2 separate regions of the Homo sapiens genome follow, and region 2 is linked to region 1. Evidence: chromatin loops called from intact Hi-C (ENCODE). Cell type or tissue: heart right ventricle. All regions are shown on one strand. Each heading gives the region's core, and the rest is flanking DNA. Links, peaks and the distances in the headings are about the cores only.

Region 1 (5,184 bases), core at 624-4,623:
TTGGCTTTTTCTGTTTCAGACCAAGTCTTCCAGGTACTGTCTGGAATACTGTGGTTTGTGTATGCATGTGCACATACATCCATGGTGAGGGAGCTTCAGGACCAGTCACCTATTTCAGTAAAACTTAGAAAGTGCCATGTGTTTGCACGAGGGCCCTGGGAGATAATGGTCCTATGTACCATTTGCAGCTAGGAGAAGTGAGACTCAGCTGCACAGAGTCTCCAAGGCTTGGCTCATTCACCCTCTCCTCCATCTCCTGATGCCACTGGTCTCACTCTCCAAGGCCGCCTCGTCCAAGCTGCTGCTTTGTAGTTGCTCCTGCCTCCTCACAGTTGTGAAGCGGCACGGACAGAACATGGAAGCCGCACAGCTAGCAAGTGGCAGGGTGTGGATTTTAGACCAGGTCTTCTGACTCCCAAGCACTCTGTGGGCCACTGAAAGGCTCATCCAGTGCCCAGCGAGCCCAGCTCTGGCACATCTTCCTGCCAGACACATTCACCTTAACCCCCTGTCTTTACGCCGTCCTCCCATCACATTTGTGGAAACAGTCTCAGCGCCTACAGTGACTTGACCAAGGTCACTTAGAAAGCATGGAAGTGAGTCTCACGCCCAGGGCTCTACAGGGCCTTTCCCACCATGCCACCATGCTTTGGGCTATCTGTTCCCCACCCCCACCACAGGAAGCTCTGCATCCTTGGCAGATTTGGGAACACGTCTCATGTATAAAGACGAGCAGGCTTAGAAAAGCATTGCTCTGCTGCTAGCTTGCCTGGCAGACATCTCCCTGGTTCTTGTTTGCTACTTTTCTCCTAGTGAACTATTGGTTCCCTCCTGAACCCCTGTTTTCCTGCTGTTCAGTTATTGTGCTGATGGGTAAGCTGCTCTTGGAGTGGAGCTATAACCTTCCATTAGGGAGCTGCCAGGTGCCTGTGTTGGGGGCAGCTCTCCCCAGTTCATTCTGGTGGTGCAGCATGGCCTTGCAGGAAACTCTTTCTGTTGCTTCTGAGCCCTCCTGATCCCGGGAAGCACAGAGAGACCTACCATGCAGAGTGAACCCCAGGGCTCTCAGCTCACTCGGCCCCTCCCCACCTGTCTCCTGCTGCCACTGCCTTCTCTTCCTTTTCCTCTGCTTAATAAGAAAAAGTTTAAAATGTTAGCTTGGGCTGGGCATGGTGGCTCACACCTGTAATCCCAGCACTTTGGGAGGCCAAGGCAGGTGGATCGTTTGTGCCCAGGAGTTCAAGGTCAGCCTGAGCAACATGGTGAAACCCCATCTCTGCAAAAACTAGCTAGACATGGTGGTGCACACCAGTAGTCCTAGCTACTTAGGTGGTTGAGGTGGGAGGATTGCTTGAGCCTGGGAGGTCAAGGCTGTAGTGAGGTGTGATCGTGCCACTGCACTCCAGTCTGGGTGACAGAGCAAGATCCTGTCTCAAAAAAAAAAAAAAAAAAAAATCCTAGCTTGGTGGGGCCTAGCCTGGAGCGGGCAGAGAAGGGGTATCTTGGCCGGGTGCAGTGGCTCATGCCTGTAATCCCAGCATTTTGGGAGGCTGAGGCGGGTGGATCACGAGGTCAAGAGATCAAGACCATCCTGGCCAACGTGGTGAAACCTCGTCTCTGTACTAAAAATACAAAAATTAGCTGGGCGTGGTGGTGCACGCCTGTAGTCCCAGCTACTTGGGAGACTGAAGCAGGAGAATCGGTTGAACCCAGGAGGTGGAGGTTGCAGTGAGCCAAGATCGCGTCAATGCATTCCAGCCTGGTGACAGGGCAAAACTCCATCTCAAAAAGTGAAAAAAGAAGGGGTATCTTGAGTATGAGAAGACCAAGCTGTCTTTGTTTCTACCTGAGACAGAACTGCAGTGGCTGGACTGCCTTTCATGGCAGCTAAATGAGGTAGATCATTTCATTGTTTTACGATGTCAGTATTGAGGGAGGATCAGTCTTATGCTAGGCACAGTGAATGGTCCAGATGAACATAAGATCTGATCCCTGCCTTATCATTTAATAGGGGCATAAGACCTATTTACAAATAACCCTTATGCAAGAACAGTGCTTGGTGCGAAAATATAAAGTCAAGATCCAGTACCATAGGAGGGGGATCATTTGCAGAAGTAGGGGAGCTGCCAGAAGTGTTCCCTGGCCCTACAGGTCAGAGCTGGCCCCAGAAATTGGGACCTATGTAATATGCTTTGCCAGGCTTCTTCACAAACCCCAAGTCATCAGCCAACCACAAATGTTTGTATAGTTTCCATGAGCCCAGGGTATGAGGACTCCTGATCTCAGTGATTTTGGCCTGCAAGCCCTGGCACTGGCTCCCAGAGATAGCACTGGGCCCTTATCTCTTCACACCTTCTTGAATTTGGGACTACCCAATCAACGTGACGCGTGTCGGCCATCAGTATTTAAGCCTGGAGTTCCTCACCAGACTCAAGTGGGTGCAGAATCCATGTCTTTCTGAACGACAGTTCTGCTGTGAGAAGCTGCCATTAGAGAGATCCAGCAGGCCCCAGGACTCAGCTGGCCAGCCGGTGACACTGCTCACTGCTCATTGTCCTCAGCTGTGGACCTCTGTCCCCCTCTGCTGGCCACTCACAGAATTTCCTGCTGGCACTGTCAAGATGAAGTCCAAGGAGGAAGAGACTGCTGTGAGTTTCCCATCTGTGCTTTATCTTGGGTGTTTTTGCCAGGGCAATGCTGGCAGAGACTGGGAAGCAGAAGCTAGTGCAGAAGTGGCCATTGGTGTCCAGGGCAGAGACTGGATTTCTGGGACAGGATCTCAGGGCAGAAGAATTCCCCTGGTGAGGCTGGCTGCTGTCAGCTTCCTCCAGGTGGTTATTGGAGTAGAGAAACTGCCTTGGAAGTGATGGTGCCTTAAGCCAACGGGCAGGGCAGCAGGGAGAGGAGGAGAGGACTCTGGCTGGAGCTGGCTGTGTTAGGATCTGCCAGGGAGCCCCCCTCCAGGCTCTAGTCTTTTTTGGCTTTGGAGAGCTCTTCGCTATCCTGGAAGGCTGGCTGGGAGGCTCACTTCCATTCCGAATCCATGAGACTGCTCTGTTTGTGAGAGGAGCTTCTGATCATGGGAGGCATTTCTGTGAGATGGGAGGGGTGAGGTGGAGTGCCTGTCTTCTGGGTGGTTGAAGGATGCAGGTGCACATGTCATGTGTCCTCGTGCACATCCCTTTCAACCCCCTTTGCCCCCCACCCCCACCCCTCCTCATTGATGCCTGTCACACCTGGGTGTCCTTATGCACACAACTCACAGTGGAACAGCTGGACTTGTGGAGGGGCATCTCATCAGAGCTCGGTCCTCCCGCGCTCGGTGATCCTCCCTGTCTCCTGCCAGATGGGAAGGAGCAGCCCGTGAGCCCCAGGGGAGGGGGAAATCTCCTAGAGCAATCCGCCCCTAATCCCCAGGCTGTGCCTCAGTCTGGAGATGGCGGCTGCAGAGTCTGGGAACTCAGGCACACCTGCTCGCAGCCCAGTGCTGCCCAGGGTCTGTGACCCCGGGGGCCTGACACAGTCCGCAGACAGCTGGGGCCTCAGAGCCCCGGGTACCTCATCGCCGGCACGGCTTCGGGAAACAGTGCCCACACAGGTGAGGCGTCTGGTGGGTGGAAGGAGAGAATTTCACCGGGCGGGGTGGAGTTGGGGGATGGGAAAAGGCCTGTTCTGCAGTTAGTCAGGTGGGCTGTGCTTACACTCCAGTCTCTCAGGGAGCTCTCCTCCAGGTATAGAGAACTGTTTGTGGGTGGGAGAAGGGAGGAGCCTTAGGCTGCCAAATGCTGGGAGAGCCCCTGGGGTTGGATGTGGGCGCCCTGTGCAGGAAGGCAGGTGAACCCTGGCAGAGATGCCTCCAGAAGCTGTGGCTATGTGGCACTTCAGCTGGGGCCCAGGCACCTTATTAAGTGGAGGGGTGTTCCTGGTTGTGGTCGCTTGTGTCTGTGAAGAAACAGTGACAGGAATGGGGACTGTGAAGGTCCAGTGAGTGCTGACCCCAGGGAGACAGTGGGAGAGGCCATAAGGAGTAAAATGTTTGGGTACTGAGAGTTTTTAGGGAATTCAGAGGATGGACAATGGAGAAGACCTGAATATGAGAGGGGAGCTCGGGGCCCCAACTGGGATCTGTGGGTGTGAGGAGACGAGGAGGGTGCAGGACATTTACTGGACAAAAGGGCTTTGTTCTCCACAGGGCAGACACTGAGGGGAGGATGTAGTTTTCATCAGAACTGAGGGGTGGCCCTAATGGAAGGGGCTAGAAGCCAAGGGTTAGATGAGAGGGATGTCTCCACCAGGACAAGAGAGTAGCCCTTAGGGTCAGGGCAGGAGGAAGAACTTGCTGGCCACAGGAGGTGGCAGGTGGAAGCCTCTACCTGGTGTCAGCTGATAATAGGCAGCTGGCTCTGCACTGCCTGGAGATGAGTAGTTGCTGCTTGAAAGGATGAGTGAGTGACTTTCCTTGTCTCTCGGTAGTTTGCACCTGAAATCCCCTTGTAGTAGAGCGAGATGCCTTTTAAAGCTACTGAGGGCATGCTCTGCCCTTCGAATCCCCCATGTGGCAGCTGGGGCCTTGCTACAGGGGTTTTGTCACCCCCTTGTGCCCATGGTGAACTGACTCAGGTCCATACTGCCCCACATGTGTCCCATTCAGTGTCTGAGCACGTGGTGCCTGCCCTCTTGAGAAAAGCCGCTTAGGCTCCCAGGCACCAATTAAACCGATAGGTAGGCTCTTTCTCCACCCCCACCCCTTTGCCCACCTGGGAGCACCCGGGTCAGCTGTGATGACACATCCAGAGCTGGAGTGAGCAGCTTCCTGTTACCCACATATCCTCACCAGGAAGGCAGAGAGCCACCAGCCCCACCGGGCTATTCCTGCTGAGTTGAAAAAATGGAATGGGGAAAGCCTCTGACTTCAGGACCAAGGGTTGGAATAATTTTTCCACCCTGCTCTTGCTGGAATGTTGGGTTGGTACAAGAAATTTCAAGTTCCTTCTCTCCCAACTTTACCGTAAGGTCACATGACCTCTTTGGGTTGAAGGATTTTAGCTGGCTGTAGGCTTTCCTCTCCATCCTAGTCTGGTTGACCTCCCCTTCCATCTGAGAATGGGTAGAAAAAGGGAATCTGAGCGTTCTTTATCCCGAGAGGGCCACTGAAATCAGAGTCACGGGGCAGCAGTCAGCAGA
Region 2 (5,184 bases), core at 488-4,487, 270 kb before region 1:
TTTGGTTTTCATCATTGGCCTCTCCCCAACACTCCCACCCTCCCACCTCTTCCGGATGTTCCACCCTGGCTTTCTGTCTCCTTACCCCTGAACCCAACATTCTCAGCTCAGAAGCCTGGGCCTGCTGCCTGGACCCAGTGATGAGAATCCTTATCTGAGGATAGGGAACTGCAGCCTCTGTACAAAACAGCTGTAAGTGGTTCTCTACCTAGGAATGGCTCTGCCCAATTTCGAGGTATCTTTGCAGAATCAGAGCCTAACATGTGCTGAATCCAGAGTAGTTGCTAGAAGAAAACCTGATTTACTTCTTCCTCTCTTAAATAGCAGAGTCTGAGCTATGTTTGTCCTCAGACCTGAAGGAAATAGCATCCTGGATGGGGCAATGGGCTCCGGTCGTCTCACGGTTCTCCCAGGCTTCAGTTTAGCAGTGTCGAGCATGGGGGTTGTCCAGAGGTCAATGCCTTCATACTTGTGCTTTGTTTTTTGTGTTTTCCTCATCCTCCCTGCCCCCTCCCCCTCATCTCCCCTGCTCTCTCCTCCTTCCCCAAGTACCCAGTGCCCCTAGGCGTTTCCGAGTCCGGCAGCCCAACCTGGAGACAATCAACCTGGAATGGGATCATCCTGAGCATCCAAATGGGATCATGATTGGATACACTCTCAAATATGTGGCCTGTACGTTCTGCCCTTCCCTTTCTCTTAGATAATCTGGGAACCAGAAACCCCATTCTCACCACTTTTCCTAAGGACTCAAGGTAGAAAGCCTGTGGGTGCAGATGGCATTGTGGAGGGATGGAGGGGCCAACGAAACAGTTCCCAATAGGATTAGGGGAGGCAGATGGGACTCAATCCCTGCTCTCCTTTCATAGTTCTGCCTGCAGGGAGCTTCTAGTCTCACTGATGAGACAAAGGGACCTCCAGTCTAATGAAGCAGACAGCCATGCCTTTAGGGATCTTTTGTAGTCTCCAACACGTACAGAGTCTAGGAGAGAGAGTTCCTCAAGCTCTGGAGCTTCCACCTGATGGGGTAGATAGTATACTCACAGGAGTCCACAGTCAGGACACCCCTTGACAAGATGTCATTTATGATAAGGCAGCTGCATGTAGAGCTGCCCGGTGACTGTGGGGTGACCCGAATCAGGAGCCTGGGTTGGAAAGACCCCACCTCAAGAGCTCAGCATCACCATGCAGGGACAGGAGTGCCATTACATTTGAAACACTTTAGGCCTTCAAAAGTAGGTAACGTACCTCGTTAGGAAACTCAAAGAGCCAAATGTTGTGTTGTTAGCAATTTTAATAGCCAACTCTGTGCTTGTATGCTGTTCTGAATTGATCTCTGGACCAGACCCTTTCACCCTTTGAGGTCCATTGAATAGGCACTTTACAAAGGAGGCATTAAGAATCAAAAGGCCTAGTGGCGTTGTCCTAGTTCTGTTTGAAAGGAAGAAAGAAAGTGAAGAGTTTTGTCCTTGTTGAAAGGGCTTAAGAATATAAACGGAATCTTTCTGAATCAGCCACATAACTCTGCAGTGAGCTAGAGACAACAGGATCAGTGAAGAAGGATTAACCCTGGGTGTAATCAAAGAGCCCGGAGGGAGTTCTTGCCGAGTGTTCTGCCTTTGAACCAAGCCTTTAAGATCACCAGGCAGGTGCCATCATTTCCCTTTCCAGCAAAGTCAGGAAAGTGTTCTTCCTCCAGCTTGCAGATTATATAACCCATCAATAAATGTTGCTAAAGTTTAATTCCACTTACCTCTCTCTCCCCAGTTAACGGGACCAAAGTAGGAAAGCAGATAGTGGAAAACTTCTCTCCCAATCAGACCAAGTTCACGGTGCAAAGAACGGACCCCGTGTCACGCTACCGCTTTACCCTCAGCGCCAGGACGCAGGTGGGCTCTGGGGAAGCCGTCACAGAGGAGTCACCAGCACCCCCGAATGAAGGTAGGTGCATGGCAGCAGCCCCTGGGGTAAAAGGTCCCAGCTAATTCCGAGGCCTAGAGAAACACTGAGATCTGTAGCTGGCTGCCTGGGATGGAGAGGAAATGAGACTTGCAAGTCCTCAAGCCCTCGGAAGGTGAGAACCCATCTTATGTGTGAGAGGTAGGTGCTGGCATTGTATCTGGAGCTCAGCTCTCCTTGGACCACTGTGGTCACACCTGGGTCCCCACTTGCCCTGACTTGCTCAGTCACTTGACATCTATCATCTTTCCTTCTTGTAGAGGAATAAGGAAGAGAGCATGAGTTGAGAAATGAGAGAAATCATAATGAACTCCAAAGAACAGTGAGTGTTCACCTCTTGAGGGAGGCAGGAATATGATTGTGAGTGCTCCCATGAGGGCTCTGGGGACAACCTTCTTTCTTCGAAGGCACATGGGTTCAAGGAGGTAGGGGAAACCGTCAGGATGACGCTGTTACTGGCATCATGAGTAGAGCAGAGAATGTGGTCCTTCCTTGCAGCCTGAATTGGATGCGTTGTCAGGCTGCAGAGAGGAGGAGGAGTTAGGAAACAGCCATTTGCCAAGCCAGCTTCACAAAGAGCAAATGAGTTCATCACCTGGGTCCAGGCGTCATCTGGCAGCATTTCAGCCCCACCAGAGCTGCACCTGCCTGAGGACTCCACTAGAGGGGGCTCCAGGCTCACCCGCACACGCACTGGCATCAGGGGAATGTGCAGTCTGGGACCTCTCGAGGAGGCAAGGCTGCAAAAGCCTCAATACTGGCACACCCTCTGGGAAAGGCTGGGGACCCCCGTGTGTCTCCAGAGATACAATGGTCTATTCAACAGCCATTTCTTGAGTACCCACAATGTGAGGTGCCAGACACTGCCACACACAAGGGATATACAAAGGTAACAAGAAGCTCACACCATCTAGAGGGGGAGTCATCTATAAGAATATCTAATTGCATGTCTAAATGAGGGGGCGCAGTGGCTGGGCAGAGAAGGGGATTCAGTCTTCACGGGAAGACTCCAGAGAAGAGGTGATGTGAGTGGGCACTCTGGAAGCTGACAAGTCATCGTGTCTGGTGCTTTCCACAGAAGGGTCAGGTCCCGTGGCCTGGCCCAGGCCCAGACGGGGTCTTCTGAATACCACCCCTACCCGCATTCCAGGAGAGCATCAGTGCTGCCTTCTCTGGGGCTACCAGGCCCGCTGCGTCACCCCGGGATCCCAGGCAGCTTCACAAGCTGCCCACATCCTTCCCCAGCCCACCACTCTAGCCAGTAGACCAGCGCTGAGGCAGGAGAAGAGGGGCCAGGCAGAAGCAGAGAAAGGCTGACAGCCCGCTCTGCATCCCTCTCTGGTCTCAGAAACCAGGAGTGAGTCACACAACCAGCTCTCCCTCCTGCTGTGCTCTTCTGCACTCTCCCAAGCCCCTGGGCACTCGGGAAGTTTATTAGGGCAGGGGGACTTAGGTTAGTGGCTGATGTGTGTCTGTCACCAAAGGCCAGGCCAGGCCAGGCCATGATGCACTTTCTTGATTACTCAATTCTGCAAATAGATAGATAAAGAGAGCCCCTTCTTCCCTCCCTATGTGCACCCCAATACAGAACATCAGATAACAAAGCCCTATTGTCCAGCCCCAGTAACCACCACAGAGAATGTTCTGCAGCCCCAGGGGACAAAAGGACAAATAGAGGCTTTTTTCTTAACTTAGGGCTTTGCAGAAAATTCAAGAATTTCACTTAGGGCTCTCAGTCCAAAAAAAAAAAAAAAAGAAAAAGAAAGAAAAAAGAAAGGGCTCTCAGTCCAAACTTGGGTTTCTAACTTCATAAAGTCCAACTGGAGGGGAAGAATTGGAGTGACGGAATACCAGGAGAGGGGCTCCAGGCTCCATCCTTCAAAGTTCCCGCCTTCCAAGGTTGCGATGGTGTGGAGTGGGTGCAGCTGAACATGCTCCCTCTCTCCTATCCATCCCACTATTCAGCATCTTCCCCCAAAGACAGGAACCATCCTTTTGACTGGAGTTGGTGTCCTCCCACACCACCTACTCCTTATCCCCTCAATTCCTGGCATCATGGAGCGTCACCCAGCCTGCTCAAAGGTCATGCCAACCTAGCCAGAGCAGGACATGCTGTTGAGGACAGAGCTGGGAACATAATGCTCTGAGTGGACTGTCCCTGCAGCCACCTTTTAGATGTCCAGTCCTTGAATCGAGGTAGAAACAGTGTGTTAGAAAGGTCTCCAAGGCCCAGGTGGAAAGGTTTCTGTAGGAACATGCCTGACTCAGGTGGAGTTGACCGTGAACCCTGAATGCCAGTTGGCATCCTCAGGCCAGCAGCCAGCACCTGGCCACGCCGTCTGCATAAGGTTTGGGCTGGAACCTTCCCTGCTTTCCTTGTCCTGTGGTCTCACTTGTGCTCTGTTTTCTCTTCCCTTTTCCATCCTTTCTCCCTCTGTCTGGCCATCTTGGGCGCTGTGTTCTGAAGCTACTCCAACCGCAGGTACCGTACCAGCCGCGGAGGTAATGGGCATGGCATGGGGCAGCGCAGGCGGAGCCCAGCCCAGCCAGGGCGGACAAGGAGGGAGAGGCTCAGGCTGAAAGCATGCTCCAGACTCACCCTTTCAGTGGTTGGGAAGCCAGACTGTCAAGAGGGATGTGTGTGGAGGATGGGACCAGAGGAGAGCAAGCCCACTTTCCCCCCTTCCCAAACTATTTGCCCCCTGCTGAGTAGGAGAATGGCTCAGCAGGGGTCACACACACACCGGCCCTGACCTGCTCTCTGGAGCTGCAGTTTCATTCTGACACTGAGTAGATTACTTCCCGTTAACCACCTGAGTCCTTGCCTGGGCTTGACAGCTCAGAGCAGTGTCCCCAGCTGTGGCCCTAGAAGGCGCGCTGCAGCAGGAGCAGGGACAGCTGGCTCCTGGTGGGGCTGCCATCTCCTGAAAGGGTGAACATGCTGTGCATGCCAGCTTCGCATGCTGCATGGGGGCCCGGCACCGGCTCTGCCAGCCACCACGGGCTCTGCTCAGTGAGAACAAGCAAGCATGTCCATGGATAGGGCCAGGTGCTCCAGTTCCTGGAGTCTCAGCAGGCACCGTGGGCTGATTATCTCCTCACCCTTCAGAAACCCAGCTTTTCCAAGTCTTTATCGTTAAGAACAGTCTCCACTCTCGGGGTATGGGAGGTAGATCTACAGTGGACTAAGGTGCTGGGCAGCTCTGGGCTTAGGACCTGCTAATCAAG

What was found. Peaks named below come from ENCODE experiments on the same cell type or tissue, not always from the same donor. Only the 100,000 strongest peaks of a DNase experiment are listed, where the experiment ranks them.
Region 2: a loop joins it to region 1, with 19 times the contacts of the local background. A loop is called at or near these places in 92 of 110 quality-filtered maps.

The regions. Positions count from the first base shown.
Region 1 is chr1:205,253,769-205,258,952 of GRCh38, forward strand. All of the region lies in intron 2 of TMCC2 (transmembrane and coiled-coil domain family 2), which reads left to right. Among named protein-coding and RNA genes, the nearest start is that of TMCC2-AS1, 19 kb to the left of the region's middle. RefSeq lists an enhancer at 3,565-4,074. In heart right ventricle, for the core only: a CTCF peak has its summit at 2,590 (motif pointing left); a DNase peak (open chromatin) is centred at 2,573; H3K27ac peaks cover 1,007 bases.
Region 2 is chr1:204,986,869-204,992,052 of GRCh38, forward strand. NFASC (neurofascin) reads left to right here. Exons shown (of 30, transcript NM_001005388.3): 22 at 550-672; 23 at 1,765-1,938; 24 at 4,424-4,438. Among named protein-coding and RNA genes, the nearest start is that of CNTN2, 54 kb to the right of the region's middle. RefSeq lists an enhancer at 2,767-2,856. In heart right ventricle, for the core only: a CTCF peak has its summit at 2,618 (motif pointing right); a DNase peak (open chromatin) is centred at 2,603; H3K27me3 peaks cover 602 bases.